Linked DNA regions of Homo sapiens: region 2 is linked to region 1. A link is a loop called in an ENCODE intact Hi-C map of the cell type or tissue named here. Cell type or tissue: psoas muscle. All regions are shown on one strand. Links, peaks and the distances in the headings refer to the core of each region. The heading gives the core; the rest is flanking DNA.

Region 1 (16,253 bases), core at 7,890-15,889:
CAGGTGTCATTATTACCACATGAAACCTTTACAGTAGCTATACTATCATTCATTCATTCCACAAAATTTAAGTGGTTACTTTTTTTTTTTTTTTTGAGGCGGAGTCTCACTCTATTGCCTAGGCCGGAGTGCAGTGGTGGGATCTTGGCTCACTGCAACCTCCACCTCGCGGGTTCAAGTGATTCTCCTGCCTCAGCCTCTGGAGTAGCTGGGATTACAGGCGCCTGCCACCGCACATGGCTAATTTTTGTATTTTTAGTAGAGACGGGGTTTCAACATCTTGGCCAGGCTGATCTTGAATTCCTGACCTCGTAATCCACCTGTCTCGGCCTCCCAAAGTGCTGGGATTACAGGCGTGAGCCACTGCGCTTGGCTTTTTTTTTTTTTTTGAGACGAAGTCTCCTTCTGTCGCCCAGGCTGGAGTGCAATGGTGCAATCTCGGCTCACTGCAACCTCTGCCTCCTGGGTTCAACCAATTCTCCCATCTCAGCCTCCTGAGTAGCTAGCACTACAGGCATGTGCCACCACGCCTGGCTAATTTTTTATACTTTATTAGTAGAGACAGGGTTTCACCATGTTGGCTAGGCTGGTCTCGAACTCCTGACCTCAAGTGATCTGCCCGCCTTGGCCTCCCAAAGTGCTGGGATTACAGGCATCAGCCACTGCACCTGGCCTAAGTGATTACTATGTGCCAGGCATTGGGTAAACTGGTGATACAATGGTTAGCAAGACAAAGAGACAGATAAGATCCTTGCCCTCATGAAGGAGCTTATATAATAGAAAAAAAGAAAAACAAGTCAACAAAAGTTGTCATAAATGCTATAAAGAACACAAACATGGTGCTCAATGAGAGAATTAAGGGAGTAAAATGACCTAGTTTTAAAGTGGTCAGGGAAGGTCTCTCTGAGGAGGTGACTTTACAGCTGAAAGCTCAAGGTTAAAGAAGATAGCCACACAAAGAAAAGTGGAAGGATGCCAAGAAGAAGGCACAGCATGTGCAAGTCTCCAGAGGCAGGCTGGAAAACACTGGTTGAACTGGATCCAGGAACTGAAAAATATCAGTGTGGTTGGAATGACTTTGGAGGGAGACAGGAAAGGGCCAAATATATAACCTAAGGTTAAGAGTCAGAATAAAATCCAAACAGCAGAGGGACTATATTATAGAGTTAAGCAGGGGAGTGATATATTATTTGTGATTATTTGAAAATATTTTTATGAAACATTTCAAACGTGTAAAAAAGATATGAACACTCATGTACCACCCAGCATTATCAAATCTAAACGCTATTGTTAGATTCAAAATTTTGTTAATAATTAAAACATACATGATACAGCAATGCAACTAAACAACTGTCTATTCCTTTGTTTAGTTTTTCAATGTTATCAGTACAAATTCATCCTATGATCTCCCCAGTAGTCTCGATCTCCTCTGAATGTATTCAGGCACCTCAGGTTTTCTGTTAAACCAATTTTCCTGAAGAAGTCGCTCCTACAGCATCTGACCTGCTCCTGCAGTGGCTCTTCTCTATGCCTAGTACACAGCTGTCAGCCTGGAAGCCTCTTTCACTGCACTGTCACCTGTCTTCCCCTTTCCTGCCTTTCCCTCTCATTTTTGCAAATATTTCCAGAAACTTTCTGAGAAGGGGAATGATGAAAAACTCTGAGGTACTGCATGTCTAAAAAAATGTATTTAGCCTACTGTAACACCAAATTGATAGTTTGCCCGAGTTTAAAATTCCAGGTTGGAAATAATTTTCCCTTAGAATTCTGAACAGATTCTCCAATTGCTATCTAGCTTCTAGTGCTACTTTCAGGGAAGGCTGAAGTCATTTCAAGTCTATTTTTTAACGTGTTCTATTTCTCTTCTCTAGAAGCTTTTAGGATTTTTTTTTCCCTCAGTGTTCTGACATTTTATGATAATGTCTCTTAATGGGAACCTACCTTTATCCTTCATTATGTTGGGACCTAACTGGCCCTTTCAATTCAGAAACAAAGATCCTTCAATTATGGGACACTTTCTGAATTATTTCACTGATGCTTTTCTCCTCTGTTCTGTTAATTATGTATTCTGATCACTAGGTTTATTAGTTCACGTGTTTATATATACCAGTTTACCATGCTATACCCCACTCTTTTGTTGTCCTCCTCTTGTTTTAGAGATAAGAGTCATGCTCTGTCACCCCAGGCTAGAGTGTAGTGGTGTGATCATAGCTCACTGCAGCCTTGAACTACTGGGCTCAAGTGATCTTTCTGCCTCTGCCTCTCAAGTAGCTGGGACTACAGGCATGCATCTACCATGCCCGGCTAATTTTTTAAAAAATAATTTAGGCTGGGCGCGGTGGCTCACGCCTGTAATCCCAGCACTTTGGGAGGCTGAGGCAGACGGATCATGAGGTCAGGAGATAGAGACCATCCTGGCTAACATGGTGAAACCCTGTCTCTACTAAAAATACAAAAAAGTAGTCAGGCGTGGTGGTGGGCGACTGTAGTCCCAGCTTCTCGGGAGGCTGAGGCAGGAGAATGGCGTGAACCCGGAAGGCGGAGCTTGCAGTGAGCTGAGATCACGCCACTGCACTCCAGCCTGGGCGACAGAGCAAGACTCCATCTAAAAAAAAAAAAAATTTTTTTTTTAATTTTTAAATCATTTTTTTTGAGACGGAGTCTTGTTGTGTTGTCCAGACTGGAGTGCAGTGGTGCAATCTCAGCTTACTGTAATCTCTGCCTCCCAGCTTCAAGCGATTCTCTTGCCTCAGCCTCCCAAATAGCTGAGATTACAGGCGTGCACAATCACGCCTGGCTAATTTTTGTATTTTTATTACAGATGGGGTTTCACCATGTTGGCCAGGCTGTTCTTGAACTCCTGACCTCAGGTGATCCACCCACCTTGGCCTCCCAAAGTGTTGGGATTACAGGCATGAGCCACCGCGCATGGCCAACAATTTTTTTTTTTTTTTGAGATAGAATTTTGCTTTTCTTGCCCAGGCTGGAGTGCAATGGTGCGGTCTTGGCTCACTGCAACCTCCACCTCCTGGGTCCAAGTGATTCTCCTGTCTCAGCCTCCCAAGTAGCTGGGATTACAGGTGCTCGCCACCATCCCTGGCAAGTTTTTTGTATTTTTAGTAGAGATGGGGTTTCACCATATTGGCCAGGCTGGTCTTGAACTCCTGACCTCAAGTGATCTGCCTGCCTCAGCCTCGAAAAGTGCTGGGATTACAGGCGTGAGCCACCACGCCCAGCCCCAACAATTTTTTTTTAGACACAGGGTCTTACTATGTTGCCCAGTCTGGTCTCAAACTCCAGGCCTCAAGTAATCTTTCGGCCTCACCCTCCTCAGTAGCTGTCCTCAACCTCATGCTGGTTCCACCTCCTCTGCTCAACCTTTAAATGTTGGGGCACCCAGGGCTTACTCCTGAGCCGCCTTCTCTATTATCAACATTGTCTCTAGGTGAACTTATTCAGGCTTTAAATACTCCTGTGCTGATGATTCCTAAATTTTTATATCCCACTCTCTCCAGAAATCCCAGTGTCTTCTTGACATTTCTACTTGGATTGCCTGACAGGCATTTCAAACTTTTTGTTTTGTTTTGTTTTCTGAGACTGAGTTTCGCTCTTGTTGCCCAGGCTGGAGTGCAATGGTGCGATCTTAGCTCACCACAACCTCCGCCTCCCAGATTCAAGCAATTCTCCTGCCTCAGCCTCCCGAGTAGCTGAGATTACAGGCATGCGCCACCATGCCCGGCTAATTTTTTTTTTTTGTATTTTTAGTAGAGACGGGATTTCTCCATGTTGGTCAAGGCTGGTCTTGAACTCCCGACCTCAGGTGATCCGCCCGCCTCAGCCTCCCAAAGTGCTGGGATTACAGGCGTGAGCCACTGCGCCCGGCGGCATTTCAAACTTAACATGGCCAAAACAAAAACTGAATTTCACTCAAACCTACTACTCCTTCGGTCTTCCATCTCAGTAAAAAGCACCAACAACCACTAAGATGCTCAAGCCAAAAATTTAGGAATTGTCCTTGATTCTACTCTTTCCCCCCACTCCATAATCTATCCAATTCTGTAGCTCTACCTATTAATACAGCCCAAATCTATCCTTCTTACCTCTACTATCACCTCCATTCTATTGCAAGTCATAGCTGCAACAATGTCTCTCTCTGCTGTACTCCTATAACGATCTCCTAATTGGTCTTCCAAAATCTACTTTTGCCATCCTAAGACCTATGATCTACAAAGAAGCCAGAGTAATCTGAAAAAGGCAGGTCACATCACTTGGCAGCTTAAAATCCTGTAAGAGCACCATGAATTTGATTCTAACTTTTCTTTTTTTTTTTTTAAGGCAGAGTCTCGCTCTTGTCACCCAGGCTGAAGTGCAGTGGCATGATCTTGGCTCACTGCAACCTCTGCCTCCTGGATTCAAGCGATTCTCCTGCCTCAGCCTCCCAAGTAGTTGGGACTGCAGGCACCCGCCACCACCCCCGGCTAATTTTTGTATTTTTAGTAGAGACAGGGTTTCACCAGGTTGGCCAGGCTGGTCTCAAACTCCTGACCTCAGGTGATCCACCCACCTTGGCCTCCGAAAGTGCTGGGATTACAGGTGTGAGCCACTGTGCCAGCCTGATTCTAACTTTTTTCATTCTGATTTACAAAGCCCTATGTAATCAGGTCCCTGCCTACTTCTCCTCTCTGAACACATTTCACTTACAAGTGTAAATCACAATCTGTTAAGACATTCATTTAGCTATGAAATTAAGATAATCTTTTTTTGCAACAGAAAATTGCTAGATACTATTCAATCATTCTATGTCTTCATTTCAAGGAAGGTCCAAGAAAAAAAATGTGTTTTGGAAGTCATGAAATAAGATCTAATTAATAAAATGCCTCATCTGGTATTCTATTTTTGGTTCCAATTTTTAGATTTCTGATGATTTCTATAAGCACAGAAAAACAAGAACATGCTCCTCAGTCTCTCTGAGGTACTGTGCCATTCCTTGACCACTTACCCTGTGGGTAGACACTCTTCTAGTCTCTTGTACTGGTAGCCAGAGTTAGGGTTGATTTGGCCTCCTGGGGTACAGGCTGTAGCCTGGATAGTTAGTTGATGGCAGGCACACTTGGACCTATATGACAGAGGGAAATAAAGGAAAGGAGCGGGGGGATCAGAGAACAAAAATAACACAATACACATGTACCCAAGGTTGCTCAGTGTGGCCATGTCAGACTCCAGCCTCCCTACCTCATAGCTTTCATGGAGGCCTTATAGCAGGAGTTCCAGGTGAGGGAGGAGGTAAAGGAAGATGGGGAAAGCAGTACAGATACAAGGCAAAGGAAGAGGTGAAACAGACACCATAACAAAGTTGGAAGCAGGGGCAGCAATTCCCCCCACCAACTCACTTGTCCCGACACCCATCCTTGCAGTCACAGCCAACCAGAAATTCAGGGCCTGTGTTAATGAAAACACCCTTGCCCGGGATACGTTCCTTGCTGTAGGCCACCTGGGGTGGAGGGGTTGTGTCAATCTCATTGACACAGGATAGGGGAACATCTTCCTTCCCATAAGTGATGTCCAAAATATAGTAAAAAGGCTTATAGGGCTGAAACTTTCGGTCCACAAGAACATATGGATCCAAACAGAACATCTCCAGGAAGAGGAAGTCACAGCCAGTCTCGAAAAGGTAGCGTTCTATCTCCTGCATTGTCCGAAGGCAGAGACCACAAGGTGTCTTATAGATAACATGAAAGCCCATCTTGCGGTTAACTCGACGCCGGGCTGTCATCCGCCGGAAGTCATATAGTAACGGGACCAGCAGAGGGTTCTTGCCCCGGTACTGCTCATTCCTCATAGGTCTGACTCGAGACAGACAGGTATAGCTGCAGACATGAGGTAAGTAGAAAAGCTTCTCCATGGGAGCACGGTAGGAGGGCTCTGCTGGGGCCCGCTCCAGCATGCCATGGAAGACTGGGGGTGCTGGAGGGGCCGGGAGTGCTGAGGGTGCTGGGGCAGAGGCTGTGGAGCCTAAAGGTGATCTGCAAATGAGATGCAAGTGATCAGATCGGAAGGCAACAGGACCTCTGTTTTATAATTAACCCTCCAGGTAGCTAAGCCATTTCTCTCATCTTTCAAACAGCTGTGCTCCTGAAGCTAAAGATGATTCAAGAAAGATCTTCCCTTGCCCTACCAAACCTGGACAATGAAACTCCCTGGTTACTCTTCACTGACTGATAACATCTCTATTTCTCTTTTTTTTTTTGAGACAAGTTTCGCTCTTTTTGCCTAGGCTGGAGTACAATGGCACGATCTTGGCTCACCACAACCTCTGCCTCCTGGGTTCAAGCGATTCTCCTGCCTCAGCGTCCTGAGTAGCTGGGATTACAGGCATGCGCCACCACGCCTGGCTAATTTTGTATTTTTTAGTAGAGACAGGGTTTCTCCATGTTGGCCAGGCTGGTCTCGAACTCCCGACCTCAGGTGATCCACCCGCCTCGGCCTCCCAAAGTGCTGGGATTACAGGCATGAGCCACCGCGCCCGGCCTAACATCTCTATTTCAACAGTATACCTTTTCCTAAAATGTATTTGCCTGTGAATTATGGAAGTAGAATCCAGTCTTCTACCAATGTTTTTTTGGTCTGCTGCGTGTTCTAAAAATGTCCTTACTAACTCCAAGGAAAGAGGCTGTGGTGTTTCCTTTCTATTTTAGCAATGATGGCACCATGTTCAACAAGAAGTTTTAACAAATGGCTTTCAGATGATACCATATTTCCAAGCACCCAGCTTCCAATTCAATTATTCTTACTTTCTATTTCTTAGGAACTTCTATGGGTAAAGCTTCCTTTTCAAGTCCAAACTCCTCACTATCATAAGCTTAAACTAAGCCCTTCGCTTACAGCCAAGGAACCTTCCCCTACACAGTGACCACTCATTGCTATCCTGCCTACAGAGAGCCTCAGATTTTCTCACCTATATGTCTGGTTGATCCCAGGTTTCCCACCAGAGACATTTTCACTGAGTGCAGGAGATGTAGGGGAGGAATGACCAGAGCCCACAGATCCTGGTCGAAAGGACGTGCTCTTTTTGGCTACCTGCTTCCGTGACTGGGCAAGCTGGCTTTCCAAGCTTCTAGGAGATTAGAGAAGAGGGCATATAGTAAGGGATGTGGAAAATATAATATGAAAGAAACTGAAGAAAAAGAAAGAATAACACTCACTCACTGTCACCTGCTTGGGGGGATAGAGGTGGAGCAGGTGGGAAAGGTGGGGCAGGTGGAGCTGTAGGCTGTGGGGGTTCCACTGGCTTGAACTGGGTTCCAGTACCGGTCAGATCCTGTGTGTACTGGACAACAGGGCCTTTGCTCCTCACAGCACCTATAGGAAAAAGGAAATTGAGCACTGAGAAGATGATAGCTATGACGCTTGTATTCAGTCACACATCTGATCCTTAACTTATACAATATAAAAAGGAAGCAATGGCTGGGCGCAGTGGCTCTTGCCTGTAATCCCAGCAGTTTGGGAGGCCGAAGTGGGCAGGTTGCTTGAGGTCATGAGTTTGAGACCAGCCTGGCCAACATGGTGAAACCCCGTCTCTACTAAAAATACAAAAATTAGATGGGCATGGTGGTGCACATCTGTAATTCCAGCTGCTCGGAAGGCGCAGGACAATCACTTGAAACCAGGAGGTGGAGGTTGCAGTGAGCCGAGATCACATCACTGTACTCCAGCCTGGGCAACAGAACAAGACTTCGTCTCAAAAAAAAAAAGCAGCAATGGACACATTTTGAGTAAGTGCTTAGACTCTCAGTTCCCATTATTGACTGGCATGGACGCTGGCATACATTGTTTTTTGACTTAGATAATACTTTTTCTTTTATTAAAGTGAAAGCAAGTTTATTCACAAAGTAAAGGAATAAAAGAATAACGGCCAGGCGCGGTGGCTCATGCCTTTAATCCCAGCACTTTGGGAGGCTGAGGCGGGCAGATCACCTGAGGTCAGGAGTTCAAGACCAGCCTGGCCAACATGGAGAAATCCCGTCTCTACTAACAATACAAAAATTAGCCTGGCATGGTAGCAGTCGCCTGTAACCCCAGTTACTCGGAAGGCTGAGGCAGGAGAATTGCTGGAACCCGGGAGGCGGAGGTTGCAGTGAGCTGAGATGGTGCCACTGCACTCCAGCCTGGGCAAAAGAACCAGACTCCATCTCAAAAAAAAAAAAAAAAAATTGCTACTCTGTCGGCAGAGTAGCCTCTTTTTTTTCTTTTTATAGACAGTGTTCCACTTTGTTACTCAGGCTGAAGTGCAGCGGTGTGACCTTAGCTCATTGTAACCTTGAAATCCTGGGCTTCAAGCAATCCTCCTGCCTCAGCCTCCAGAGTAGCTAAGGCTACAGGTGCACACCACCACACTCAGCATTTTTTTTTTTTAAGAGATAAGAGTCTTTCTATGTTGCCCAGACTGATCTCCAACTCCTGGCCTCAAGTGATACTCCCACCTCAGCCTCCCAAAGTGCTGAGACTACAGACACGAGCCACCATGCTGGGCCTTAGATAAGACTTTATATCTTCCTATCTCAGATGATTTACCTAATTATGTTATACTTTGGGGAAATATTTTCAGAAATATATTCTTTAACCAACTAATTTTGGCAGGAAAAATCAACCAGAAAGTATGACAGTAATATTAAAAAAGAAAACCAAATCTGTTTTTTGTTTGTTTCTGAGACAGGGTCTCGTTCTGTCACCCAGGCTGGAGTGCAGTGGCACGATCTAGCTCACTGCAACCTCGACCTCCTGGCTTCAATTGATCCTCCCACCTCAACTTCTTGAGTAGCCTGGACTACAGCTTAATGCCACTGTACCCAGCTAATTTTTGTGTTTTTTTGTAGAAACAGGGTTTCACCATGTTGCCCAGGCTGGTCTTGAATTCCTCAGCTCAAGCAAACCACCTACCTGTCTCAGCTTCCTAAAGTGTTGGGATTATAGATGTCAGCCACTGTGCCTGGCCAGGTCTGGGTTTTAAAGAAAACTGACTATACGCTGGATGTGGTAGCTCATACTTGTAATCCTAGCACTTTGGGCAGCCGAGGCAGGTAGACAGCTTGAGCCCAGGAGTTCAAGACCAGCCTGGGTAACATATCAAGCCCCGGGTCTATTTAAAAAAAAAAGAAAAAGAAAAAACTAACCATAGATAACACACAAAACTGACAATTCTCATGTGGATAACAGAGGGTAACTACTATCACCCTAACCTAAAGCCAACTGTTTCAGATTTTTATGTGGTTGTTTAGAACAAATTAGAGCCACAGCATGTGGAAGCAGCAGCACAAATTGATCACCATGATTGGAAACAACTCAGGGCACATATCCTGTTTCCAATGAGTATACAGTGTAACCATGCTAATCAAAGGATAGCCATTGTATATAATCTCCTTTGCTGGTTGGCCTGTTTCTTCCTTCCTCCAGGAATCTTTCAGGACATACCCATATTTGGACGTGTCCTGAGCTGTCCTTGCTTCTTCTCCAGTGCAGAGGCTGAGGATGTTTTCATGCTGAACATGGGCTCCAGCCGTGTAGAGCCTCGATAGATCCACTCACATCTTTTGTCATCCTGGGGAATTGAGAGAAAAGAATGAAGGGAAATAGCTTAAAGGCTAGAATCTATCCTGTCCTGTGTAGAGGATATATACCATGTGTCACCTCTGGGAATCCTCCCTGATGAGCCTTAAATTCCTTAGTCTAAGCTAAGCACAGTGGCTCACGCCTGTAGCTTGTAATCCCAGCACTTTGGGAGGCTGAGGCAGGTGGATCACCCGAGGTTGGGAGTTCAAGACCAGCCTGACCAACATGGAGAAACCCCGTCTCTACTAAAAATACAAAATTAGCCGGGTGTGGTGGCGCATGCCTGTAATCCCAGTTACTCGGGAGGCTGAGGCAGGAGAATTGCTTGAACCAGGGAGGCGGAGGTTGTGGTGAGCCGAGACTGCACCATCGTACTCCAGCCTGGGCAACAGGAGCGAAACTCCATCCCCCCCAAAAAAAAATTCCTTATCTACTTAATAAAGTATGTGCCAGGATCCATGATGGGTATCAGGAACACAACAATGAAAAATATATACTCCTTGTTTAAGGAATTACAGGAGCAACAGATATCTATACTGAGTATAAGAGGTATGACAGCTGGGCACAATAGCTCACACCTATAATCCTGGTATGTCGAAAGGATGAGGCAGACAGACTGCTTGAGCTCAGGAGTTCGAGACCAGCCTGGGCAACATGGCGAAACCCGTCTCTACTAAAAATACAAAAATCAGCCAGGTGTGGTGGCATGCACTTGTAGTCACAGCTACTTGGGAGGCTGATGTGGGAGGACCACTTGAACCCTGGAGGTTGAGGCTGCAGTGAGCTGTGATTGCACCACTGCACTCCAGCCTGGGTGGCAGAGTGAGACTGTCTCAAAAAACAAAACAAAACAAAACAAAACAAAACAAAACAGGCCAGGCGTGGTGGCTCACGCCTGTAATCCCAGCACTTTGGGAGGACAAGGCAGGTGGATCACTTGAGGTCAGGAGTTCGGGACCAGCCTGCCAACATGGTGAAACCCCGTCTCTACTAAAAATACAAAAAATTAGCCAGTCCCAGCTACCCGAGAGGCTGAGGCAGGAGAATCACTTGAACCCAGGAGGCGGAAGATGCAGTGAGCCGAGATCGTGCCATTGCACTCTAGCCTGGGCAACAAGAGTGAAACTCCGTCTGAAAACAAAACAAAACACCAAACAAAAAGCATGATAAGGATCATAAGGCCTTAGAAGTAACGGGCTGAGGTAACACCAAGAAGAAATATAACTTCTAATTTCTTCTGGCTACTCTGGGCACACTGCCTATCAGGTAGCCTTGTTCTGCAAGCAGCAGTATTAAAAAATGTTTTTAAAACTTTTAAAAATAAGAAATATGATTCTAAGAAGGGAGAGAGAAGGGAGAAAAGGATGAGTACAAAATACCTAAGAGTTAAACTGAGCCTTGAAAGATAATCAGGACTCCTTGATCCCTCTTCTTCGTCCCACTATCCTACTAAAACCTTAACCCTGGAAAAATGGAATTGGCTGCCCTTTCTGTACCTACACACAATGTGAATACTCCTAAAGAAAAAAAATAAATAAATCAAAACCATGCAGATTCGTATTATAATTCAGATAATTTATTTTCAACAATGACCTGCAGAGGAACAACAAAAAGGGCAAAGTAAAATTTGACCAAAAACAGTGAGAACACATACGAGGATAAGAAAGAGGAAGGCTATGGAATAGCTATAAAACCATCCTCATTACTGCTTCTTAAGTTCCCCCCCCACCAACCTCTGCCTCCAAAATTGTAGAGAAGAACAGTACCAGGAAGAGGATCCTGACTAGGCTGCCATCCACCTCCTCAACTCGGGACTTCCACCACGTGCCTTCCCACTCAGTCTTGATAAGCTGGCCACTCTTGAGCAGTACCATGGGGCGGTTGGGGTAGGCAGTGACATACTCCTCTATGAAGTCACGGCAGGAGATGTCTTCTATGTCCTCCCAAGTCTTTTTCACTGTTTCAAGGAAGAAGTAGAACTGAGAGGGCAGGTAGGGCATGTCTTGATAGGGAAAAGACTTGGCCAGGAGACATTTGATACTTTTTAAGTTGAAAAGGAGAGAAAAAGTAAAATCAGAACCTCAAGGGAAGCAAAGCCAAGACCACCTAAGTAATAAACCTAATGTACAAACTGTACATACTTACAAATCAAGTAAATACTAAATAAGAAATGTACAATATAGGTGATTCACTTATTTTACACAAATGGATGTTTCTCCTCTGGAAAATTCAAGTGGAAATTCTTGCTCACTTGTTGATCAGTCTAGTGGTAAATTTAAAAAGATCAGGTGGCATCATGAAATGAAAAAAATTAGTCCTTCCTTCTCATTCTCTATCAGGTTTTTAAGAGACTCAGAATGTGTTTACTGTCATGTTATGTGTAAACAAAAGTGTTAGTTGATTCTTCTGCAGTTAAAAATGATTGTTTCCATAGGAGTCTGCTCCCAAGCCAGGGTAACAAATATAGTGGACACTATGAGGTTCCATCTAACACAGCTTCTGTGGAAAGCATTATGCAGACTACACATTTATACAAATGTTAGGTGCAGTATGACACTAGGAAAGAAGTAACACCTTTTCCAACGTAACTCACTTAGAAATGAAATTGAAGCACATCTATAACGTGAGCAGTCTACTCAAGGCCATTCATGATCTTCTAGTGTCTCACTCTTTGTCTACAAAGACCCAGTCCTGGAGATGAACAATAAAACTGTATCTCTTTTGGGAGCAAACTGACCTTTGGGAGCAAAAGACATCAACCAAACTTATGCTCTTTGAGACTGAAATACCAAAAACACTAGGGCTTTTCAACTGGATGTCCTAAGAAGAAATACAAGGTAGAGGAGAAAACTGAGCTAAGGAATAAGGGAGAAACACTCACGTGGCCGGCAAATGGGATACAGTTCCGACTGTGTGACATAGGAAGCATAGCCATCATCAAAGAAAATGAGAAACCTATAAAAGAAGAGTGACAGCAGAAAGATCTGGGGGTTATGATATTTAACATGATCCACAGAAATTATTTTATCATAGCTTCTACTTCTCTGGATCACAACACGATGCACTCCAGGGAAGACAATCCAGTCCACTACTTTCTTCCTGTTTTTCTTTCTTCTCAACTTGAGAGTTAGGAGTTCTCCCTTAATTTAACCAATACCTCCCTACTTTTAAAAAAACACATATACATATAAATATTTTTGAGACGGAGTCTCCTTCTGTCGCCCAGGCTGGGGTGCAGTGGTGCAATCTCGGCTCATGGCAACCACTGCCTCCCAGGTTCAAGGAATTCTCCTGCCTCAGCCTCCCAAGTAGCTGGGATTACAGGCATGCGCCACCACACCCAGCTAATTTTTGTATTTTTAGTAGAGACAGGGTTTCACCAGTTGGCCAAGCTGGTCTCGAACTCCTGACCTCAGGTGATTCACTTGCCTTGGCCTCCCAAAGTGCTAAGATTACAGGGATGAGACACTGGGCCCGGCCAAAAAACATATATTCTTTTTCCTCTATCAGATTCCTATGCTGCCAATAACCATTTAGTCTCCATTTCTTTCTTCTGTGTGAATTGTATTCCCCTGACCATTAATCAATCCTCATTATTCTCTTCCTAGTTTTCTCTTTGAGGAAAGAAAAGGAAAAAAAACAGGAGGAGAAAGAGGAAGAAAGAATCACCCACATGACTCCTGTGGTAAAGAAAGAGTAAGGGTTTCAGTCCACTGGGGACTAAGAAGACAAAAGCTAATTGTGGTATCTGGTCTATGGCACGAACAGGGCAGGTGCTGTGCTCCCAGCCTCTACCCCTTTACAGTCCTCTGTCCAGGTACCTGAGCTTGTTTTTGACGTTTGGTGTCTCAGCTACAATGCCAGCATAGAGCCAGACCTGATTCCCATCTTTGTATTTGGCGACCACCCGACTGCCCACATACAGCTTGTCAGCAGGAGGGTGGTAATCATAGGCAATATGGTTCCCCGACAGTAGACTCTTTCCTTTGTTGTCAAATTTCACCTTGTATTTCTTCCCTGGCCCTGAGTAAAAGGGAAAGATAAATCTTTTTAAACACTGCCAGTTTCTGTATAAATCCAGGCTGCTATGTGAGAGACAAATGGGAAGGTTATGGGGAAAAGAAACAATCAGCAGTGGAGGGTGCAGGTTGCCTTTCAGGAGTGGTTCCTCCAAGTTTGCACATACCAACTGTCTGGATGGCAATAAGGGTGCCTTTGTGCCAAGTCTTAGTTCTCTTCTTGCCCAGAATTCGCATGCTGACTATCAGGTCACCATCTTTGCTTAGTTCTCCAGACATCTGACTCAAGGTTCCTATAGAAGAAGCAAAGTTATTCTCAAGAGTTATGACATAGATTCGGTAGAGAACGGGAAGGTAAAGAGGGTAGTATGGTAATTAGGGAAAGTGGGGTAATTTTTTTTTTTTTTTTGAGATGGAGTCTCACTCTGTCACCAGGCTGGAGTGCAGTGGTGCGATCTTGGCTCACTGGAACCTCCGCCTCCCTGGGTTCCAGCGATTCTCCTGCCTCAGCCTCCCGAGTAGCTGGGACTACAGGCACGCAAGGTGGCACCACTACACCCAGCTAATTTTTATATTTTTAGTAGAGACGGGGTTTCACCATGTTAGCCAGGATGGTCTCTATCTTTTGACCTCATGATCCGCCTGCCTCGGTCTCCCAAAGTGCTGGGATTATAGGCATGAGCCACTGTGCCCGGCCAATTTTTTTTTTTTTTTTTGAGATGGAGTCTCGTTCTGTTGCCCAGGCTGGAGTGCAGTGGCATGATCTCGGCTCACTGCAACCTTCACCTTCCGGGTTCAAGCGATTCTCCTGCCTCGGGCTCCTGAGTAGCTGAGATTACAGGCGTGCGCCACCACGCCTGGCTAATTTTTGTATTTTTAATAGAGACAGAGTTTCACCATGTTGGTCAGGCTGGTGTCGAACTCCTGACCTTGTGATCCGCCCACCTCGGCCTCCCAAAGTGCTGGGATTACAGGCGTGAGCCACCGTGCCTGGCCCATCTGGAGAATTTTTAAACATTTTTTTTTGTAGAGATGGGGTTTCACTATGTTGCCGAGGCTGGTCTTTAATGCTGGGCCTCAAGTGATCCTCCTGCCTCAGCCTCCCAAAGCTGCTAGAATTACAGATATGAGCCACCACACCTGGCCTCAAACCTTTTTGTAACAAGAGTCTGAGTGATTCTCTTCTCCCTAATCTCCACCTGGAAGCAGTCATGAGGATGGAAACAGCCTAAATGTAGGACGCTAAAGAGGTATTGAGATAAAACCATCACAGACTGGAAAAATCACCATCAATGTAACTGGGATTTCATAACTACTAAGGATACTGAGTCTGGCATGTCACAAACAATTAGCAGACATAAGACTTAAGACAAAATCTCTGTAAGAATTCACCTCCCATCTGTACCCAGGTATTTCTTGACCCTAACCTTTATGCAGATCCTGGGAACTGCTCTTCTTGTTGACAGCATCCATGAACTTCTGAACATCTTGAGCTGACTTTCTTAAGGCAGCCATAGCTTCACGGAGCTGTAGAAAAGGGGATGAGGAAAACAAGTTTTGAAACAGTAGCATGGGTTACAAATAACTTCAGAATAAGAAACAACTTGTATTTCACAAAACAAAATGGAGTGAGTTATGTTTGGAAGCTTATGGTTACTTTATCTGGCAAAGCTGCCCTTACTCTTTTTTTTTGATATGGAGTTTAGCTATTGTTGCCCAGGCTGGAGTGCAATGGCACAATCTCGGCTCACCATAACCTCCACTTCCTGGGTTCAAGCGATTCTCCTGCCTCAGCCTCCGGAGTAGCTGGAATTACAAGCATGCGCCACCATGCCCAGCTAATTTTTTTTTTTTTTTTGAGATGGAGTCTGGCTCTGTTGCCCAGCCTGGAGTGCAATGGCATGATTTAGGTTCACCGCAACCTCTGCCTCTCGGGTTCAAGCGATTCACCTGTCTCAACCTCCAAAGCAGCTGGGACTACAGGCACGTGCCACCATGCCCAGCTAATTTTTGTATTTTTAGTAGAGACAGGGTTTCACTATGTTAGCCAGGCTGGTCTCAAACTCCTGACCTCGTGTTCCACCCGCCTCAGCCTCCCAAAGTCCTGGGATTACAGGCGTGAGCCACTGTGCCCAGCCTGATTTTGTGTTTTTAGTAGAGATGGGGTTTCTCCATGGTTAGGCTGCTCTTGAACTGCCGACCTAAGGTGATCCACCTGCCTCAGCCTCCCAAAGTGCTGGGATTACAGGCGTAAGCCACCACGCCTAGCCTCTTTTTTTTTTTTTTCTGAGACAGAGTCTTGCTCTGTCCCCCAGGCTAGAGTGCGGTGGTGCGATCTCAGCTCATTGCAACCTCTGCCTCCTGGGTTCCACTGATTCTCCTGTCTCAGCCTCCCAAGCAGCTGGGATTACAGGCATGCACCACCATGCCCAGCTAATTTTTATATTTTTTTAGTAGAGATGGGGTTTCGCCATTTTGGCCAGGCTGGTCTTGAACTCCTGACCTCAGGTGATCCACCCACCTGAAACTCCCCAAGTGCTGGGATTACAGTCGTGAGCCAATGTGCCCAGCCCAAAGCTGCCCTTGCTTAGAAACCTAGTTCAAAAATCAACGTTTCAATGTTAGGAA
Region 2 (16,253 bases), core at 7,026-15,025, 600 kb after region 1:
CCAGATCTCAGGTGATCCACCGACCTCAGCCTCCCAAAGTTCTGGGATTATAGGCGTGAGCCACTGCGCCCAGCCGTGCTTATCTCTTTTTTTGGCTTTTTTCTTTTGAGACGGAGACTGGCTCTGTCGTCAGGCTGGAGTGCAGTGGCGCGATCTCGGCTCACTGCAACCTCCGCTTCCCAGGTTCAAGTGATTCTCCTGCCTCAGCCTCCGAAGTAGCTAGGACTACAGGTACGTGCCACAATGCCAGCTAATTTTTGTATTTTTAGTAGAGACAGCGTTTCACCATATTGGCCAGGATGGTCTCAATCTCTTGACCTCGTGATCCACCCGCCTCGGCCTCCCAAAGTGCTGGGATTAGAGGCGTGAGCCATCACTCCTGGCCTTTTTTTTTTTTTTTTTTGAGAAGGAGTTTTGCTCTCGTCGCCCAGGCTGGAGTGCAGTGACACGATCTTGACTCACTGCAACCTCCGCCTTCTGGGTTCAAGCAATTCTCCTGCCTCAGCCTCCTAAGTAGCTGGGATTACAGGTGCCCACCACCACACCCAGCTAATTTTTTGTATTTTTAGTAGAGATGGGGTTTCACCATGTTGGGCAGGCTGGTCTCGAATTCCTGACCTCAGATGATCTGCCTGCCTCGACCTCCCAAAATGCTGGGATTACAGGCAGGAGCCACCAAGCTCAGCTTGCTTATCTCTAAAAAAGGAGAATCCTTTGAGCTGGAGCTCAAAAAAATTAAAATCAGGCCAGGCGCGGTGGCTCACACCTGTAATCCCAGTACTCTGGGAGGCCGAGGTGGGCAGATCACGAGGTCAGGAGATTGAGACCAGCCTGGCCAATATGGTGAAACCCCATCTCTACTAAAAAATACAAAAATTAGCTGAGTGTGGTGGCGTGCGCCTGTAGTCCCAGCTACTCGGGTGGCTGAGGCAGGAGAATTGCTGGAACCTGGGAGGTGGAGGTTGCAGTGAGCCGAGATCACACCACTGCACTCCAGCCTGGCGACAGAGCGAGACTCGGTCTAAAAACAAAAAACAAAAAAAAAAAAATTAAAATTAAGAAGGAGAGAAGTTGCACTAGTTTTACCTCAAAGCCCTGTGTGGTCCCCTATCTCTTCCCACCTCCTTGATGGTAGTGCTCCCTAATACTACCTTAAAGTTGGAACTCTGACCAGGACCTGAAATACAGATTTTTTTTTTTAAAGGGGGTTAATTTTATAACACAGAATGTTTTAACTTTTTGTCAAACATCCATTCTCCAATACCAATTCATAGCATGCTCCACCTAGCAAGAAGGTATGGGAGCTCTATTGACTTGTTTGATCCATTCCCAACAGAGGCAATATGAAACGGAAGGATAGGTATGGTAAAAATTTTGGACTTCAAATACTCCTAAAATCAAACCAGAAACATTAAATGCTGAAATAAAACCACCCACATGTAGTCGGATTCATAGATAGAAAAAAAAAAAAAAAAACTACACAATTTCTATTAGAAGCGGATTTTTAAACTAGTAAAAGAGACAAAATGGGCTAAATTCTTAAATCCTATTCCACTTTACAAACTGACCCATAGCATCCTCCTTGGACTTTCCCTGTGTCCATTTCACCCACAACACACATTCCCACATATGCATCCCTTAGAGGAACTGATTTCCTGGAAAGACTACTTAGCCAAGTCCTGAGGTAATCTGTCTAACCTGGTGATTCTCTTGGTTAAGGGATGGATACTCATTTGTCCCTCCTTCCTCCCTTACCACTTTACACATCTCCCTGCTTCATTCTGCTCCAGGAAAACAGTATTTATCATTCTAGCTCCAGGATGAGATCAAACATTTCCACTAGACTTCAAAAATACACATCCATCTATCCATCCATCCATTCATCCATTTATATATATAAATAAATGTCAATGACAAAAAATGTTTTTTTCCACAGCAATTGCTAAAAGTCCGGAAAAAAGATCACCTGTAGACCCAAACTCTAATACTTACGAATGTGTGAAAAATATCACACCAAGTTTAAAAATAACTCTTTAATCATATGCACATAAGGGGAATAAAGGGCAACACCAGGCTGACTCAGGAGGGGAGCAAGATATTCTCCCTTTGTCCCAGTGTCTGCTTGGCACAGTTCTGAGATCACACAAACAAGTGGGAGGGGGTTGGGAAATAGAATAAGTGAGAGGACTGAAGAGACAAAGGCAAGGGAGGAGAGGCAAGGGCTTGCAGTAGTCTCAATCAGTGGACTCTAACACAGATTCACTCAGCGCAAGGTCCCAGTAGTGTTCAGCCCCATGCTTTTTGAAATGCTCACGAGCCATGTTCTCTGTAGGACACTGTTTAAACTTCATCTCTCCAAAGCTCCGGTCTTTGGCTGTACCCTAGAAAAGAGATATATAATAAAAACACTTCAATTTCTTATTTAAATCAGATAATATTCTTTTATAAGAAGACCTAGTAACATTTGTGAGACATGTGCCCAGCTGAACGTGATTTTATGGTTAAAAAAAAATTGTGACCTCCATTTCCTTGGATATTTGTGTTTTTCTGAGACAGAGTCTCGCTCTGTCGCCCAGGCTGGAGTGCAGTGGCACGATCTCGGCTCACTGCAAGCTCCGCCTCCCGGGTTCACACCATTCTCCTGCCTCAGCCTCTGGAGTAGCTGGGACTACAGGCGCCCGCTACCACGCCCAGCTGATTTTTTGTATTTCTAGTAGAGACGGGGTTTCACCGTGTTAGCCAGGATGGTCTCGATCTCCTGACCTCGTGATCCTCCCGCCTCAGCCTCCCAAAGTGCTGGGATTATAGGCGTGAGCCACCGCGCCCGGCCTCCTTGGATATTTGTATGAGATTTTACGAATTCATATGCATAAGGCTTTTAGTTTTTTGAAATGAAGTGAGGAATTATTTGCTCTGGTGCCTGGGTGGAACAGCAAGTCAGGAAGAACTATGGAAGGTGGAATGAGATAAACTTATCTCCTACCAGGCCTTAAGGACTAAATCTGAGCCTTCAAAAAGGCCCCAGAAACTATTTATATAAGCAGGAGGCTTTGGGGCCCAGCAACAAAGAACAACTGGGGGCGGGGAACAGAAGAAGAGCAGGTACCAGCAGAGAATTACAACAGAAAAAGACAGTACTGGGCAGAATGGCATTCTTGCCAAAGTTACCAGCAGCAATGGCAGTCATAAAGCAATACCTCAAGAGGCGTTCAGGGAGTAGACTCCAATAAGGAGGCTGGAGCAGAACTTGGCTTATTTCTGAACATGAGAGACAATTCCTGAAAACTAAATTCCTACAACATTAATACTGGTTCTCTAAGAAGCCGGGACTTTTTCAGTAAGTACTCTTCAGAGATAAATAGAAGAAAATTGAAAGATGAGGGTGCTGAGATATGTGAAGGTAGGGCTGGGCACAGTAGCTCATGCCTATAATCCCAGCACTTTGGGAGGCTGAGGTGGGAGGATCACTCAAGGCTAAGAGTTCAAGACAAGCCTAGGCAACATAGTGAGATCCATTTCTAAAAAAAAAAAAAAAAAAAAAAAAAATTAGCCAGGCACAGTGGTGTGGACCTGAGGTCTCAGATACTTGAGAAGCTGAGACTGGAGGATTGCTTGTCCCTAGGAGTTCAAGGCTGTAGCGAGCTATGACTGCGCCACTGCACACCAGCCTGAGCAATAGAGCAAGACCCTATCTCTAAAAAAAAAAGTTGATTAAAAAAAGATAACAAATATGCAGGTGGGAACTTATAAAACAGAGAACAAATACTATGGTTATTATCATCTAATTTGTATGCATAAATTGAAGAATCTGGGATAAGGCAGGATACATGAAAACCTTTTTTTTTAATTTTTATTTTTTGATTGCTCCTTCAGAAGAAAAACTATTAATAGCAATTACCTATAAAGACTGGTCTGAAGAGATCAGCGAATAGGAAGAGACTTTTGTTTTGAGACACAGTCTCGCACTGTCACCCAGGCTGGAGTGCAATGGTGCGATCTCGGCTCACTGCAACCTCCGCTTCCCAGATTCAAGCGATTCTCCTGCCTCAGCCTCCCAAGTAGCTGGGATTATAGGCACTGGCCACCACGCCCCACTAATTTTTGTATTTTTAGTAGAGACTGGGTTTCACCATGTTGGCCAGGTTAGTCTCGAATTCCTGACCTCGTAATCCGCCCACCTCAGCCTCCCAAAGTGTTGGGAGTATAGGCATGAGCCACTGCACCTGGCCTGAGACTTTTTCTTTTTTTTTTTTAAGACAGGGTTTCACTCTGGTGCCCAGGCTGGAGTGCAGTGGCATAGTCACAGCTCACTGCAGCTTCAAACTCCAAAGCTGAAGCAATCTTCCCACCTCAGCCTCTCAAGTAGCTGGGACTACAGGCAGACGCCACCAGGCCAGGCTAATTTTTGTATTTTTTGTAGAGACGGGGTTTCGCCATATTGCCCAGGCTGGTCTTGAACTCCTGAGCTCAAGTGATCCAACCACCTCATCCTCCCAAAGTGCTGGGATTATAGGCGTGAGCCACTGTGCTGGGTCTCAGTAAGTACTCTTCTGTATAATTAGAATTTGTTTCTAATCTTAATAAACATTTACTACTTTTGTAATAATGTACCACTTTTATAATAAAGAATTCATTAATAGAAATAAGCACATTTTACTGCTCGCTTCAGCAGCACATATACTAGAAATAAGCACATTTTAAAAATAGAAGATATATGGCCGGGCGCAGTGACTCATGCCTGTAATCCCAGCACTTTGGGAGGCCAAGGCAGTCGGACCTCAGGTCAGGAGTTCGAGACCAGCTTGACCAATATGGCGAAACCCCGTCTCTACTAAAAATACAAAATTAGCCAGGCGTGGTGGCTCATGCCTGTAATTCCAGCTACTCGGGAGGCCGAGGCAGGAGAATCACTTGAACCCAGGAGGCGGTGGTTGCGGTGAGCTGAGATTGCACCATTGCACTCCAGCCTGGGTAACAAGGGCAAAACTCTCTCAAAAAAAAAAAAAAAGAAATGGAGGGGCTGGGCACAGTGGCTCATGCCTGTAATCCCAGCACTTTGGGAGGCCGAGGCAGGCGGATCACCTGAGGTTGGGAGTTCAAGACCAGCCTGACCAACATGGAGAAACCCTGTCTCTACTATAAATACAAAAATTAGTCGGGCATGGTGGCGTGCACCTGTAATCCCAGCTACTTGGGAGGCTGAGGCAGGAGAATCGTTTGAACCTGGGAGGTAGAGGTTGCGGTGAGCCGAGATCACGCCATCGCACTCCAGCCTGGGCAACAAGAGCAACAAGAGCGAAACTCCATACCGCCCCCCGCCCCCCCGCCCCCAAAAAAAGATATACATGTACTATACCTAAAAGCAAACATGAAAACATTAATACTGGTTTTAATACTGGTTCTCTAAGAAGGCTTCAGGGGTTAAAGAACTAGATAACCATAAAAAATATTCCACTTGAAGAGTGATTCAGTCACATTTTATGAAGCACTATCACATAATTATCTAATTTCATTCTCAAAAACTTGACAATATAGAGAACAATAGCTAAGGCAACAGAATTTGACATTAAGTGTCTTGCCCAGATTGCACAGCTAATAAGCAGCACTGCCCAGCCTCCTAACTTTATATTCTTAAGTCTAGTACTTCCTTCACTATATCCAAAGGTAAATCCAACAACAATTCATTCCCGTTTCCAAGTCTCATATTCATGACTGTGAAATAAATAATTTTCGGTAGAGAATTTGTATTCCTGCTACCAGCAGCACTGTCCACGCACTTCCCCAGATAGCATATACTAAATACTCACGAATTTAATTAAACAGATGATCAGGAAGAATTTACTGCCAACCATTTAAAAATGGATTCCAAAAAGAAACATAAATTATTTAAAACATTATTCACTGATTACATCTTACATTCCATTGCTCCACTCAAATAGTATAAATATTCAGGAGTTGGCTAAAGTTTTACAATGTTTTACAAAGGATCACCTACCTCCCAGACTAGTACACATTTGTTGGTTTTCTTCACAGCTTCCTCATCAGACTCCTCATCATCTGGAAGAGAAATCTTGTTACAGACTTAGACTTGAGATTCAGGTTCTAAACAAATAATATTCAAGTCTACCCAAACTCTCTAAAATATTATCACCCTTTTTATGTGTTGGACCAAGTGTTCTCTTTTCTGTTGCTCTTTATTTTCCCCAAATTAGACTTGAAGCTCCAAGTAGGCAGTAATATTAATTGATACAATTAGCATTTACATAGCACTTGTTATGAATCAAGAGCTCCACCAGGTACTGGGAATAAGGAAATAAAAGACAAGCAGTCAAGAATAAAAACTTGTCCTAGGCACTTTGGGAGGCAGGCTTCATATGTCAACATCATATATTACTCTCAAAAAACTTTCACCCAATGGAGGAGGAGGGCAGATATACCAAATCAAAATTATCGGCCAGCGTGGTGGCTCACGCCTGTAATCCTAGCGCTTTGGGAGGCTGAGGTGAGTGGATCACCTGAGGTCAAGAGTTTGAGACCAGCCTAGCCAACATGGCGAAACCTCATCTCTACTAAAAATACAAAAATTAGCCAGGTGTGGTGGCAGGTGCCTGTAATCCGAGCTTATCAGGAGGCCGAGGCAGGAGAATCACTTGAACCTGGGAGGCGGAGGCTGCAGTGAGCCAAGATGGTGCCACTGCACTCCAGCCTGGGCAAAAGAGCAAAGACTCCATCTCAAAAAAAAAAAAAAAAAAATGCACGTGTAGAACAAAATATTTTTTATTCTCAGGTATCTTAAGATGAACTCTCTGCAGATTTTATTTATATTTTTATTTTTTTGAGACGGAGTCTTGCTCTGTCACTCAGGCTGGAGTGAAGTGGTATGATCTCAGCTCACTGCAACCGCTTCCTGGGTTCAAGTGATTCTCCTGCCTAGGCCTCCCGAGTAGCTGGGATTACAGGCGCACGCTGCCACGCCCAGCTCATTTTTGTATTTTTTAGTAGAGACGGGGTTTCACCATGTCAGGCTGGTCTCAAACTCCTGACCTCAGGTGATCCACCCGCCTCGGCCTCCCAAAGTGCTGGGATTACAGGCATAAGCCATCACACCAGGCCTCTCTGCAGATTTTAAATGCTAATCCAGGTGTTCAAAGATGAGAAGAATGAACACTAATGGGAGTATGATGGCCAGAAGAATGTCTGGCCTTCAAATATAGACAGACAGTCCTTGACTTACAATTTTTTGCCTTGAGTATAGTGTGAAAGTGATAAATATTTAGTAGAAAATGTACTTCAAATTTTAAATTTTGAGATTTTCCTGGGCTAGCAATATGCAGTAAAATACTCTTACATGAGATAAAAATAGGCTTTGTGTTAGATGATTTTGCCCAACTGTAGGCTAATCTAAGTATTCTGAGAAAGTATAAGGAAGGCTAGGCTGTTATGATGTCCTGTAGGTCAGATGTATTAAATGCATTTTTTTTTTTTTGAGATGGAGTCTTGCTCTGTCGCTTAGGCTGCAGTGCAGTGGTGCGATCACAGCTTACTGCAACCTCCGCCTGCCAGGTTCAAGCGATTCTCCTGCCTCAGCCTCCCGAGTAGCTGGGATTACAGAGGTCCACCACCACGCCCCGAATTTTTGTGTTTTCAGTAGAGACGGGGTTTCACCATGTTGGCCAGGCTGTTACGAACTCCTGACCTCAAATGATCTGCTCGCCTCGGCCTCCCAAAGTGCTCAGATTATAAGTGTGAGCCACCGTGCCTGGCCTTAAATGCATTTTTGACTTAACAATATTTTCAATTTATCTCAGGTTTATTGGAACTAACCCCATCATTAAGTTGAAGAGCATATGTGTGAGTATGTACATGTACATGTATGTGTGTGTATTGTGTGTATGTGTATGTGTGTGTACATGTGTGTATGTATGTGTGTGTGTGTGTATGTATGTGTATGTGTGTATATATATATATCAGACAAAAGAAATAGTTTGATCAAAGCAGAGCTTTTTTGACCTGAAGATCTTTTTGGCTTCAATCCTTAAAAAAAAAAAAATCAAATAATAATATAATATAGACACTGTACACATGAATGTATAGCTTACTAGATTTGCTTTTTCTTTTTTTTGAGACAGGGTCTCATTCTGTCACCCAGGCTGGATTGCAGTGGCACGATCACAGCTTACTGCAGCCTCGACCTCCCCAAGCTCAAGTGATCCTCCCACCTCAGCTTCCTGAGTAGCTGGGAATACAGGTGTGTGCCACCACATCCAGCTAATTTTTGTACTTTTTGTAGATATGGGGTTTCACCACGTTGTTTGCCCAGGCTGGTCTCGAACTCCTGGCCTCAGGCAATCTGCCCGCCTCAGCCTCCCAAAGTGCTAGGATTACAGGCATGAGCCACCATGCCTAGCTGCTTGCTGAATTTTCAAATACTGAATAAATTCATGTAACCGGTACTCAGATCCAGGACAGACACAGAAACCAGCTGGTAGAAAAGCCTTAAATGATAGGCAAAAAAATAGCTTTACCATTCATGCATATAATCATGTAGTAAATATTGTATGAATGTCTAGGAGGCTCAAAGTCTAAACGGGTCTTTCTAAAATTCCTGAACACTATCTAGTGTTATCAAGAGTGTCACAGGGAGGAAATAAGATGAACGGACAGATGCACCATCCCCACCTCCCATAGCTCTCCCCCTTAATCCCCTCTAACCCCCATTCACCATCTCCCTTTGTGTTAGATGTCTGTTCATCCCACTTTATCCGATGCAGCATAAGACGCTTAAATTTCTTCTGGGCCTTGGGGCCTGGAAACAGAGAAGAATAATTTTGCCAGAACTGTGGAAGATGATGGGGTAGAAAGAACCTCTGAGCTCAGACATTAATGTGGTAGTTGAAGCAATCTCAGGAACCACATCTTAGGGCCTTCTACTCCAAAAAACACAGAAGCAGAGACCTAGCATATTATATCAGGTATGGCACTAAAATACGATCTTTTTCTCCTTTCTCCCCACAATGCTAATCACTCTAAGCCTAGGGTTGTCTGGGGACAGTCTCCCTCAAGTTTTTCAGACTCACCCCCTTCCACTACTACCACGTTGACATCCTTGTGCAGTACCACCACCCCTGTCAGGTACAGTTGCCCAGCATTGGCTTCAATCTTGAACTTCTTGGCTGGGTTGCTCAAATTTCGAACTCTGGAGAAGGGAAAGTTTAGTTATGTCTTCCATTTTAGCATCAGCAGCTGCCTGAATGGAGTGGCAAGTAAAAAGATGAATCCAAAATGGTTTCCTCTCTATAAACAAAGGCCTCTGGAGTAAACAAATAGATGAATGCTTAAAAGGTAGAGTTGATGAGTCTAGAAATATTTCCACACTCTTACATTTCTTCAAAGTCTAGCACTTTACATTAACCATTACATTACTAACCAAAGTTTACTCTAAGAGTCAGGGAGAGGTATTTACTATCATCCAAAAATACTTACAATCTCATTGTTCTTGACAATGTAAAGACCTACAGACTTTTTGTCCTCTAGACCCTTAGACTCTTATAATATAGGATTACTTGGCTGGGTGCGGTGGCTCATGCCTGTAATCCCAGCACTTTGGGAGGCCAAAGTGGGCAGATCACGAGGTCAGGAGTTTAAGACCAGCCTGGCCAACATGGTGAAACCCCATCTCTACTAAAAATACAAAAATTAGCCGGGCGTGGGGGTGCGTGCCTGTAATCCTAGCTACTCAGGAGGCTGAGGCAGGAGAATTGCTTGAACTTGGGAGGCAGAGGTTGCAGTGCGCTGAGATCGCGCCATTGCACTCCTGCCTGGGCAACAAGACTGAAACTCCGTCTCAAAATAAATAAATAAATAAATAAAATATATATATAGGATCACTATATAGGCATGAAAATTTTCTAGGAGGATATGTGAAAAACTGTTAATAGCAATTACCTAAAGAGAGTGGTTCTAAGGGATCAGAGAATAGAAAGGAGACATTTTGAGTAAGTATTCTTCTGTGTTGTCAGACAATTTTTTAAATCTTAATAAGCATTCACTATTTTTGTGATAATGTACCACTTTTATAATAAAGAACTAGTTAATAGAAATAAGCACATTTTAAAAATAGAAGATACACATGTACTCAACATAAAAGAATAAAAACATTAAATCAACACAAAGGTAGAAAAATATTTACAACATATAAAATGCATTTTGGAGTGAGGATGAAACACAGCAATACATCAGGGTAAGGATATGACTACGGAGGAAAGAAAATTTGTAATGCTTCCATGGATGTTGGAAGCAAACTCAGACCATTTAAAAAAAAAAAGATGAAAAAAAAAAGAAATAGGATGATATTTTATAGTTCTCAAAGGACATACAATCTTTAGTTCACATCTTGGCCTGAACAAGTATATTGACTTGTTCAGAACTAATATTCTGGTAAAAAAAAAAAGAAGACTTGAGAGGGAAGAACTGGGTAACCATAAACATAAGTCATTAACTCTCGCTATTTTACAAGATTTACTAGCTCTTGATCCACACTAGGGTCATTAAAAGAGAGTAGGAACTGGTGTTAGGTATGCTTTTAGGCCACAATGATTCTGCCTCAAGCACTTGGAAAATGTTTTAGTAATTCTAAGGGGAAGTTTGGCCCAGTATGGACACCTACCTATATACAGATATGTGTACCCCCTGTGAAATGTCTTCTTTAAGCTTTTTAATTTTCTTGACCTTTCTCTGTTCTGCTGTGAGTTTTCGGGCAGCGTTGGCCTCTTCATGCGCTCTGTCGTGACAGGAAGGACATCCACAAGTGAGAAAGGCATTGAAGATCAGAGGCAGGGCTGAGGGAAAGAGAGAGCAACGGAGAACTCTCCCCTCCCTCCAAATATGGACCCCCCAGAAGAGTTTGGGAAAGGTACTTGCCCGAGGTTTCCACCCAATCCCATGGCACTTACTTCTGTCTTTTTGCCATCTGAGCTCTGACGTGGGCTTCTACCTTCGTGGGGTCTTGAACAGCTTCTGTTCCTAATACTCGCATCAAATTAGAAATTCTCACTGCAGTGAAGAGAGGACAACAATCAGTCTTTGAAGTCACTTCTCCAGCTGGAGTAACTTGTTATTTCTTCCATACCAATTCATATTATTTACCTATTTCAAATCTCTGCTCTAAACTCACTTCCTCCAATAACTCCTATCTTGAAAATCCCATCCAATCACTTCAGCATTTGCAGAAGTTCACACAATTAAGTTGAAGATTGGTATGCATTTACATTATCTGAAAATTTATGAAGGACGTGGAACTTAATTCCTTTCATATTTTTCACACTGATCACAGCATCTAGTGAAAGAGCTTATAAATAATAGTGCTCAGTCAAAATACTGCTGAACGAGAATGTAACTACAGGGTCAAGTTTTTTATCCTGTACTTTCATTGTAAAAATTAAAACATTAAGAATTATGTACATAAAAAGTCTACGCAAATACTGCAACTACTATCTCCATGAATTTCAAGACCTGTATTCTTCCAGGAAAACCAGAGTGTTGTATGATCAGTATGCTTAAAAATAAGCCATAAATGGCCTCTATAATGAATGTGTTGACCTATCTTAATATGAAAAGATGGTAGAAAACTTGGAGAAAAAGGACCCCAAGAATAATTCTTAGAAACAGAAATCACTCAAACACAGAGATGTTAAAGTTCCTCCAGGATTAAAGACATAAACTTGCCACTCTTTTTAACAGAAGAGGCCACTGAGAAATGCACCTTTGGGTTCTGGAGGAGGCATCAGGCCCAGCCTGACTTTTTCTTGTAGTTCCTTCTGTGCTTCCCTCCTTGTTTGTCTCCGAAGTTTTTTCTGTTCCTTCTTGGTAAGATATACTCCCAGAGTAACTGGTGTGTCATTGTCAACTGTCAGGCAGAGATATTAGTATACCAAAGCAGTAAGAATACATATATATATATATATATTTTTTTTTTTTCTCTCTCTCACTCTGTCACCCAGGTTGGAGTGCAATGGCACGATCTCAGCTCACTGTAGCCTCTGCCTCCTGGGTTCAAGTAATTCTCCTGCCTCAGCCTCCCGAGTAGCTAGGATTACAGGCACACGCCACCATGCCTGGCTAATGTTTGTATTTTTAGTAGAGATGGGGTTTCACCATGTTGGCCAGGCATGAGCCACCAGGCCCGGACAGCAATAAAAATATTAAAGAAACCTAGGTAAATATCAATATCATTAAAAGAAACTTTAGGCTGGACACAGTGGCTTATGCCTGTAATTCTAGCACTTTGATAGGCCAAGGTGGGAGGATGGCGTGAGCCCAAGAGTTCGAGACCAGCCTGGACAACCAAGTGAGACCCAACTCTATTATAAACATTTTATGTAAAAAATATATTGAGGCCAGGTGCGGTGGATCACACCTGTAATCCCAGCACTTTGGGAGGCACGGGTGGGCAGATCACGAGGTCAAGAGATCGAGACCAGCCTGGCCAACATGGTGAAACCCTGACTCCACTAAAAATACAAAAATTAGCTGGGCGTGGTGGCACGCACCTGTAGTCCCAGCTACTCGGGAGGCTGAGGCAGGAGAATCACTTGAATCCGGGAGGTGGAGGTTGCAGTGAGCCGAGATTGTGCCACTTGCCACTGCACTCTAGCCTGGCAACACAGCGAGACTCCATTTCAAAAAACATGTGTGTGTGTGTGTGTGTGTATAAACTTTAAATAGAAAATGAAGAAAACTCGTTAATAAGGGATCAGTAAGATTAAAATCAGTTCAGGCCTGGTGCCCGGCAATATGGCTATGTTTTTAAAAAACATTCTTATCTTTCCTTTTGTTGAGACGGAGTCTCGCTCTGCTGCCCAGGCTGGAGTGCAGTGGCGCAATCTCAGCTCACTGCAAGCTCTGCCTCCTGGGTTCACACCATTCTCCTGCCTCAGCCTCCTGAGTAGCTGGGACTACAGGCACCCGCCACCACGTCTGGCTAATTTTTGTATTTTTAGTAGAGACGGGGTTTCACCTTGTTAGCCAGGATGGTGTTGATTTCTTGACCTCGTGATCTGCCCGCCTCGGCCTCCCAAAGTGCTGGGATTACAGGCATGAGCCACCTCGCCTGGCCTCTTATCTTTCTTAAGTAGTGTTCTTAGTTGTTTTCCTTTAAGCTGTTAAACCCCCTCATTCAATGATACCTGGCAAATGTAGAAAACAAAATTAGGGCCAGGTGCGGTGGCTCACGCCGGTAAACCCAGCACTTTGGGAAGCCTAGGTGGGCAGATCACTTGAGGTCAGGAGTTCAAGACAAGCATGACCAACATGGCAAAACCCTGTCTCTACTAAAAGTTCAAAAACTAGCCAGGTGTGGTGGCAGGCACCTATAATCCAAGCTACTCCGGAGGCTAAGGCCGGAGAATAGCTTCAACCCAGGGGGGTGAAAGTTGCAGTGAACGGAGATAGTGCCATTGCACTCCAGCCTGGGTGACAAAAGCGAAACTCCAACTCAAAAAAAAAAAAAAGGCCGGGCGCGGTGGCTCACACCTATAATCCCAGCACTTTGGGAGGCCAAGGCTGGCAGATCACCTGAGGTCAGGAGTTCAAGACCAGCCTGACCAAACATGGTGAAACCCTGTCTCTACTAAAAATACAAAATTAGCTGGGCGTGGTGGCACATGCCTGTAATCCCAGCTACTCAGGAGGCTGAGGCAGGAGAATTGCTTGAACCCAGGAGGCAGAGGTTGTGGTGAGCTGAGATCATGCCGTTGCACTGCAGCCTGGACCACAAGAGCGAAACTCCTCCTCAAAAAAAAAAAAAAAAAAAAAATAGAAGCAACTTTGTTTCCCAGTTTCAACTTTGGGAAACTAACAAAAAGCCCTTTGGAATTAGCATCCCTCACAGTGGGTAGTGGAGCATATCGCATCTAATAACACACCAACCCAAGAGTTTGGCTCTTGCATTTGCATTTAGCTGTGGATGCCACAACAACATGTGGTTCTATAAAAGGAGCAAGCTGAGGGCTCTTTCCTAGGAACAACCAGGGAACTGTAAATGTAAAGCTTCATGAAATTTTGGGTTTTTTTCTTTCTTTCTTTCTTCTTTTTTTTTTTTTTTTTTTTTTGAGACAAGGTCTGGCAGTATCATCCAGGCTGGAGTGCAGCAGCACCATCTCAGCTCACTGCAACTTCCACCTCCCAGGCTCAAGCCATCCTCCACACCTCAGCCTCCCAAGAGGCTGGGACTACAGATGCACACCACCATGCCCGGCTGATTTTTTATTTTTTGTAGAGATGGGGTTTTGCCATGTTGCCTAGATCTCGAACTCCTGAGCTCAAGCAATCTGCCCACCTCAGCCTCCCAAAGTGCAGTGATTACAGGCATAAGCCACCATACCCAGCCAAATTTTTTTTCCTTGAGATGGGTCTCACTGTGTTGCCCAGACTGGTCTTGAATTCTTGGCCTCAAGCAATCCTCCTGCCTTGGCCTCCGAAAGTGTTTGGATTAGAGGCATGAGCCACCATGCTTGGCTGTCTCATGAAATTCTAAGCACAGGAATATGCACTTAAAATGTATGTTCACTGGTCAAACAACAAACTATTGTCAGGAAAAAAACTGAATTAAAAAAAAGAATTACACATGGGTAGTGGCTATTGTATTGAACAGCATAGATACAGAACATGTTCCTCACTGTATAAATTTCCAATGGGTAATGCTGCTCTAGAGACTTGATTCAGGAATCTATACATTACCTGGAGGATTGAGCTGGGCTGGATGTTCAACAAGATTTGTGATTCCAAAATAATCTTCTCTCTTGGGATTTTCCTCTGTACTAAAATTGTAGGAAGAAAAGAAAACACGATATGCGGGTAGAGATGATTCTAAGAGAGGAGTCTCAGAAATACAATGAAAAAACCCACTCTCTATAATGGGTTCTTGTGCTTGATATACCTAAAATAGCATTTAGGTACCTAAAATATATAGTTAAATTACACATAATTTTCATGATGAGAAAACTGAGTCCCTCTATGGTTGAACACACTCTCCACAGCAATCATTCTCAACCTTTTTTCTACCATGCCACAGCTGACAGACGCTATGTTCTCTCATTAGTGACAATAAGTCCCTGGAACAGTGGCTGACAAAGAAGGGGCAACGAAAGGCTAAGACAAAATCTACTAAAGCCATGTATCAGAATGATGGAGCAGGGCCAGGTGATGTGGCTTATGCCTATAATCCCAGCACTTTGGGAGATGAAGGCAGGTGGATCACCTGAGGTCAGGAGTTTGAGACCAGTTTGGCCAAATAGTGAAACTCTTGTCTACTAAAAATATAAAAACTGGCCAGGTGTGGTGGTATTTGCCTGTAGTCCCGGATACTTATGAGGCTGAGCTAGAAGAACTGCTTCAACCCAGGAGACAGAGGTTGCAGCGAGCCGAGATTGTGCAACAGAGTGAGACTCTGTCTTAAAAAAAAAAAAAAAAAAAAAAAACGCCAGGCGTGGTGGCTCATGCCTGTAATCCCAGCCCTTTGGGAGGCTGAGGCGGGTGGATCACCTGAGGTCGGGAATTTGGGACCAGCCTGACCAACATGGAGAAACCTCGTCTCTACTAAAAACACCAAAAATTAGCCAGGCGTGGTGGTGCATGCCTATAATCTCAGCTACTTGGGAGGCTGAGGCAGGAGAATCACTTGAACCCAGGAGGCGGAGGCTGTGGTGAACCAAGATTGCTCCACTGCACTCCAGCCTGGGCAACAAGAGCGAAACTCCGTCTCAGGAAAAAAAAAAAAAAAATGGATGGAGCAGATATATTTAAAGCTCTTCAAATGTGTCTTATATCCTTTTTTTTTTTGAGACAGAGTTTCACCCTGTTGTCCAGGATAGAGTGCAGTGGTCATGATCATAGCTGACTGCAGCACAGACCCTCCTGGGCTCAAGTGATTCTCTCACATCAGCCTCCTGGGTAGCCAGGACTACAGGCACAAGCCACCATGCCCAGCTACTTTTTTTTTTTTTTTAATCTTTGTAGAAACGAGGTCTCACCATATTGCCCAAGCTGGTCTTTAACTCCTGGGCTCAAGCAATCCTTCAGCCCTCAGCCTCCCAAAGTGCTGGAATAACAGGTGTCAGCCACCGAGCCCAGCCTTATATGCTATATTTACTATTATCTCACCTACCAACTAATAATCCTTGCTCTATCACAATGAGATCTTTAGGAAATGTAAACACCTATAATACGTAGCAAAAGAATGTAATTAAGGAAAATAA

Evidence for each region. A loop is a pair of places that touch in the nucleus more often than their neighbours do. Peaks named below come from ENCODE experiments on the same cell type or tissue, not always from the same donor. Only the 100,000 strongest peaks of a DNase experiment are listed, where the experiment ranks them.
Region 2: it touches region 1 in a loop (2.9-fold over the local background); 2 of 110 quality-filtered maps call a loop at or near these places.

The regions. Positions count from the first base shown.
Region 1 is chr1:150,940,228-150,956,480 of GRCh38, reverse strand. It overlaps SETDB1 (SET domain bifurcated histone lysine methyltransferase 1), which reads right to left. Exons shown (of 22, transcript NM_001366418.1): 5 at 15,053-15,152; 6 at 13,793-13,918; 7 at 13,428-13,629; 8 at 12,488-12,561; 9 at 11,373-11,563; 10 at 9,469-9,595; 11 at 7,203-7,359; 12 at 6,956-7,114; 13 at 5,391-6,023; 14 at 5,000-5,116. Among named protein-coding and RNA genes, the nearest start is that of SETDB1, 22 kb to the right of the region's middle. RefSeq lists cis regulatory regions at 6,445, 12,300, 15,815 and enhancers at 6,373-6,517, 12,228-12,372, 15,743-15,887. In psoas muscle, for the core only: no CTCF peak of the experiment used is centred there; no DNase peak of the experiment used is centred there.
Region 2 is chr1:150,338,961-150,355,213 of GRCh38, reverse strand. It overlaps PRPF3 (pre-mRNA processing factor 3), which reads right to left. Exons shown (of 16, transcript NM_004698.4): 9 at 14,737-14,816; 10 at 11,762-11,905; 11 at 10,953-11,052; 12 at 10,667-10,780; 13 at 9,078-9,196; 14 at 8,723-8,806; 15 at 5,996-6,057; 16 at 1,981-2,381. The coding sequence ends at 2,235. Among named protein-coding and RNA genes, the nearest start is that of RPRD2, 17 kb to the left of the region's middle. In psoas muscle, for the core only: no CTCF peak of the experiment used is centred there; no DNase peak of the experiment used is centred there.